2 separate regions of the Homo sapiens genome follow, and region 1 is linked to region 2. A link is an interaction called in ENCODE POLR2A ChIA-PET data of the cell type or tissue named here. Cell type or tissue: PC-3. All regions are shown on one strand. Each heading gives the region's core, and the rest is flanking DNA. Links, peaks and the distances in the headings are about the cores only. Region 1 overlaps GRB10 (growth factor receptor bound protein 10). Region 2 has its middle 69 kb from the start of GRB10.

Evidence for each region. Peaks named below come from ENCODE experiments on the same cell type or tissue, not always from the same donor. Only the 100,000 strongest peaks of a DNase experiment are listed, where the experiment ranks them.
Region 1: POLR2A ChIA-PET joins it to region 2 with 5 read pairs; 2 of 35 experiments call an interaction of 5 or more read pairs at or near these places.

The regions. Positions count from the first base shown.
Region 1 is chr7:50,732,447-50,735,363 of GRCh38, forward strand. All of the region lies in intron 3 of GRB10 (growth factor receptor bound protein 10), which reads right to left. Among named protein-coding and RNA genes, the nearest start is that of GRB10, 49 kb to the right of the region's middle. In PC-3, for the core only: no CTCF peak of the experiment used is centred there; a DNase peak (open chromatin) is centred at 1,355; H3K27ac peaks cover 927 bases.
Region 2 is chr7:50,850,089-50,853,005 of GRCh38, forward strand. No RefSeq gene overlaps it. Among named protein-coding and RNA genes, the nearest start is that of GRB10, 69 kb to the left of the region's middle. In PC-3, for the core only: no CTCF peak of the experiment used is centred there; a DNase peak (open chromatin) is centred at 1,433; H3K27ac peaks cover 1,691 bases.

The DNA.
Region 1 (2,917 bases), core at 160-2,659, 120 kb before region 2:
ACATGTCTGAATGGGCAGCTCTTGGTCTTAGCTTGTAGGTTCAGTAAGGACACTTGCTCGGGGCACCAGCTTTTTGCTGACATGCAGAGATGGTCCCCAACTATGGTGCCCTGAGAGGTCATCTGTGAGGTCAAAAGTCTGTGGGGTAGAAGGGTGCCCAGAGTGGTGAGGGTGACATCAGACCCTCTAAATTTAACTCACACATTCCCAGCACTCTCCTGCACTGCCTCACCCTTCTTCCCTATACCATCTATTAACACCCTGCAAACTTCATCAAGCTTTCGCAAATAGGGATTCAGACAAATTCCAAAGAAGCCCAGAAGGGGTTGTGTGTGTGTGTTTGGGGACAGGACCACAGAACATCATTTGAGTGAACACTAGCTCCACAAGCCATAGAACAAATCGGAATTCTCAGTGGACATCCAACCTGACAAACTCATTACATACTCTCCCCTGTGGGCCACGGCACCTAGTACCGAATAAAATGAGGGATATTAATTCTAACAATCAGAATAACAACAACAAAAATCAAGACAAGACCCTGTTATGGGATGAACTGTATCCTCCCAAAGTTCCTAAGCTGCAGCCCTAACTCCTAGTACCTCAGAATGTGACTGTATTTGGAAGGAGGGTCTTTAAACACGTCACTAAGTTAAAATGAGATGATGAGGGTGGGCCCTAATCCAATACAAGCGGTGTTTTTGTAAGAAGAGAATATTAGAACACAGACTTGTACAGAGAGAAGACCATGTCAGGACACCTTGAGAAAATGAACATCTGCAAGCCAAGGAGAGAGGCCTCAGGAGAAACCAAATCGGCCGATACCTTTGATCATGGACTTCCAATATCCAGACTGCGGGAAATGGATTTCTGCTATTTAAGTCCCCTCGCCCCCTCCCCAGTCTGTGGCACTTTGTTATGACAGCCTTACTAAACTAACACAGACCCAAAATATAAAATCACTAGGGAATTCTCATCACAGCTAAAAGGAACAGAAGCATCCCAGATCTGTAAAATTTACTACCAACCATGTTTTCTGCAAGAGTTTCTCTAGAATCCCTCAAATCACCAAAGAACGCCCCAGAACACTTTGCTGGGGCTGAAAGGAAGCAGTCAATAGCAGTGGAAGTACTGGCACAATGAAGGGAGCAGGTCCATGACCTGGCTCAGACGTCCCCAACCTACTCAGTGAGAACTGTGCCCGCATCCACCCTTCACCTCTGCCATGATCAGCAGCCCCAAGGCCTCAGCCTTCTCCGGCTCACAGTCAGCCTGTCCTCGGGGTAGCTGGTGTTACACGTCAACAGTCCAGGCTCTAATTCCCAGTCACTTAGTCAAACACCAGTCTGGCTATTGCCATGAAGGTATTCTGTAGGTGTGGTTAATGTCTACAGTTACTTGGCTTAAAGGAAATGACCCTTAACAGAGGCATTACCCAATCCACAGAAGGCCTTGAGAGCAAACACTGAGATTTCCTAGAGAAACAAGAATTTAGCTTAAGACTGTAGCAAACTCCTGCTTGAGTTTCCAGCCTGCCTGCTCTGCAGATTTCAAACTTGCAAGTTCCTTAAAATAAATCTTTATATATTGAATACATATGAATATAAATATTTATATATTTAAACATATATTTATTTATTTTCATACACATATCGGTTTGGGTTCACTGGACAGGCCGTCACCCCTAGCCGTTGAGGTGGATCAGTGCCCCAAATCATTTGCTGCCAGATCGCAGGACCATGCCTGGATGTCTCCTGCGGGCAGCCAGGCGGCCTCTGCCTTCCACACCAGCAAACACACTCTTGTGCGACTCCTCACTCTCTACCTCACCCCACCACCTCCCATGTCCTAGCCCCATCTCTAAACACTCTTTCTGCCTTCTCCCCTAACTGCAAGGACCTGTTTCTCTCCCCTTCGCCCACATCTCTGAGGGCCTGGGAGAGGAAGGAGTGTCCTCTTGGCCACCTTGCCCGCTGGGTGACAGTTCTGCCACATCCCACCAGGCTGCCCACACCCCCCACGCACGCCGCACGCCTCCCTGCTGTGGTCATCTCCCAGTCTCCCAGCTCATCCGTGGAGACTCACTGGCCCTCACTAATATGCCTTCTGGAATTCCTGGATGTGTTTGACATATAGAAATATGTTCTTATTTTCTCCCTGAAGTTTCAAACTTAATGTGTGTTAAGACTGTCAAAAATATCACTTAATATGCCAATTTTATTACCTAAATATCACCTTTGAAAGTATTTGCCAAAGGAGATGGCTTCTCCGCCAGGAAAATGTGTGTCCCATAAGCCCAGTGGAACAGTTTCCTTGGGACAAGTAAACTATAGTTAGATACAGTAAGAGGGCTGGGCTATCTCTGGTCTCTAATAAAATGTAACCAATCCACAGCTAACATCATGCTTAATGGTGAAAGATGAAAAGCTTCTCCCCTGAGATCAGGAACAAGACAAAGACGCCAACTTTCACCACTTCTATTCAACATAGTATTGGAAGTCCTCGCCAGAGCACTGAGACAAGAAAAAGAAATAAAAGGGATCCAAATTGGAAAGGAGGAACTAAAATCATCAAGGTTCAGAGATGACATATGACATAATCTTATATGTAAAAACCCTAAAGATTCCATAATAAAAAACTATCAGAGCTAGTAAATGAGTTCAGCAAAGGTACAGGATACAAAGTGAACACGCAAAAACCATTTGTGTTTATAAATTAAGAACAATCCAATAGATAATTAAGAAAACAATTCCATTTACAATAGCATCAAAAATAACAAAATACTTAGAAATACATGTAATCAAAGAGGTGAACTACTTGTACACTGAAAACTAAAACATTGCTAAAAGAATAAAGACATAAATAAACGGTAAGACATGCTGTGTTGGAGGAACTAATATTGTTAAGATGAAATACT
Region 2 (2,917 bases), core at 251-2,750:
GAACCCATTGCTCTTCTCTGGCCAACACAGCCTGCCCAGGTGACCTCCCGAGTTAGTTGCATGGCCATAGATGCCATCTCTGTGCCAAGGGGTCCTGTCTCCCCTCAGGCCATGACTGCTCCCAGTCCTTCCACATTCTCCCCCTCTCCTTCCCCTGCCAACTCCTACTCACCCTTCAAAGCCCAGGTCACAGTCTGTGGCAACTTCTGGAACTCCCCTGGGGAGATGTAGTTCCTCCCTTTCTGTGCTCCAGGGACACTTGTACCTCCACTAAGTTGGTCCATGGCATGCCATGTCTTTCTCTCACAAGCCCCTCAAAGGCTAGAACCATGGATTACTGATCTTTATACCAACAAGTATAGTGGAACATTGTAAAAAGACAAGTGGATATGAAGAAGATGAGTAACAAGAGGTTATGGGGTGATGTAACCCACTGGGGATTTGGTTTTGAGGGGCTCTTAGTTGAGGTGGTCCCTTTCCAACAATAGTGTTTTGGTGAAGAGTATTGTTTGGTAAATTTGTGAAGCAACTGACCCTTCAATATTGATGTGGGTAACACTTGTTAAAAATTGCAATACAACTTATTACATTTTTACCCAAAGTTGAAAAAAATATGGTAGGCAAGAAGGAAAAGAATAAGTAAGTGAAAAAATTAACACTGTTACATTCTTCCCAAGAAGAATTTAAATTACCAGGCATCCTCCTTGGTCATTTTGCTTCATGAATGACTTCTCTATTTATAGTCAATGTCCCTGAGACCTGAAAGACAGCAAAACCCAAGAATATGTCACTTGAGAATTCTGTTCCTGTGCCAGGCATGGTGGCTTATGCCTGTAATTCCAGCACTTTGGGAGGCCAAGAGGGGAGGATTGCTTGAGCCCAAGACATTAAGGCTGCAGTGAGAAATGATTGTGTCTCTAGCCTGGGCAACAGAATGAAACTATGTCTCAAAAAAATGAAAAAAGAATTTTGTTTCTAGAAATTATTTCAAAGAATTCTTATTTGTTCTATTAAGCAAGTTAAGTCCAACTCTGTAGCAAAGAGAAGGTCACTGCTGGGCATCCTATACCGTGCAAGTGTATAATTTTGTCTGAAAGTCTTTGAAACTGCCATGAGATGTAGAGAATGAAAGGAGCTGTGCTCTCCCTGGCCATCCTGAGAAAAGTTATTTAACATCCCTGGGCCTTGGCTTCCTCAACTGTGGCCATTTATAAGGTTATTAAAATTAACTTAGATAACAGTTGCTAAAATTCCTAAGGTCTGGTCTGTTGTAAGCTAAAAAAATGTTCATTCCCTATTCTATTTTGATTTAACCAGAGGTTACTCTTAAAATCTGGCATTGCCTCTTTCAAGCTCTAAACTAGATCCTCTGTTCATAGAGGAGGCATTTTCCTTACGAAGCTAGGAAGTTTCATAGTGGAGTTTTCCTGCCAACTCCTACGCACCCTTCAATGAGTAAGAGTTGTCTGGTGACCAAACACAGACACTCCTTATGGAAAACCAAAGAGAGGCTTCCCTTTTGGGCGGGGGGTGGGAAGCAGAGCAGAAGCAGGTTTCAATCATGCGCTTGCCGCTTGCCACTTTCCGGTCTATATGTGTGGTTCCATCTGTCTCCACCCCAGCTTCCCACCCCAGAGAGCAGGTGGGGTGGAAACTCTGGTCATGGGGGAGGCTTCCAGCCGTGAACATCTCACCATGACTCCTTCCCAGGGCATAACTTTCACCAACAACTCCAGCTGTTAATAATTGACTGACATTAAAATTAACTGATTAAAATGTACAGGACTATGGAAGAAGCATCACCTGAAAAGTACCCACTTATCTACGTTTACTGAACAACATACTATGTCTCTCTTGGGTGAGATGAATACAGTGAATTTTTCCTTCAGAGAGCGGTGGCCAAAGGTGGGTGGAAGAGTTTCATGAAGGCTGAGATTGTGTGTTGTGATCTAATGGCGGTGCATCTGAAGTGTGTCCGTGCTGGCAGGGAGCCACTGACTGCTCTGCTAGCTGTGGCTGAGGGAAGCCTCCTGCAGGAGCTAATATTCCAGCTGGGTGTGGTCGGGAACTAGACCTTCTCCAGGTGGAAAGCGGGGCAAAGGAGGTTCTTGGGTAGGATTCCTGAAGTTGGGAAATGGAGGACAAAGGAGATAGGCACTGGAACCAGGAGGGCAGGGCTGAGGAGTTACAAAATCAGGGGCAAGGGAGATAGCAGAGGTGTGCATGTGAGTGTGTCGGCCTGTGTGTCTGTGTGCAAGTGTGTGTGTCCATGTGTGTCTTTATGTGCTTGTGTATATGTGTCTATATGTGTCTGTGTCTATTTGTGTGTGTAACTGTGTCTGTGTCCGTGTATATGTGTGTGTGTCTGTGAGTCTGTATATCTGTGTGTGTAAGTGTGTGTATGGCTATGGGTGTGTGTGTCTCTTTAGTGTGTCTGTGAATCTGTGTGTTTGTGTGTGTGTGTGTGCCGATTTGTATGTGTGAAAGTCTGTGTGATTTATGTATGTATCTCTGTGTGTCTGTGTATGTGTGTATGTGTTTATCTGTGTGTCTTTATGTATGAGTGTGTTTCTGTATGTCTGTGTGCAAGTCTGAGTGTATGTTTTTGTGTGTATGTGTGTCTCTTTATGTGTGTCTGTGTGTATATAAATGTGTGTTTATGTATGTGTGTTTCTGTGTATGTCTTTATGTGTGACTGTGTGTGTCTCTGTGTTTGTGTCTGTGTGCATGTCTTTGCCTGTGTATATGTGAGTATATATATGTCTGTGTGTGTATGTGTTCATGTGTGTCTCTGTGTGAGTGTGTCTCTGTGTTTGTGTCTGTGTGTGTCTCTGCCTGTGTATATGTGAGTATATATAGTTCTGTGTGTGTATGTATTTATGTGTGTCTCTGTGTGAGTGTGTCTCTATGTTTGTGT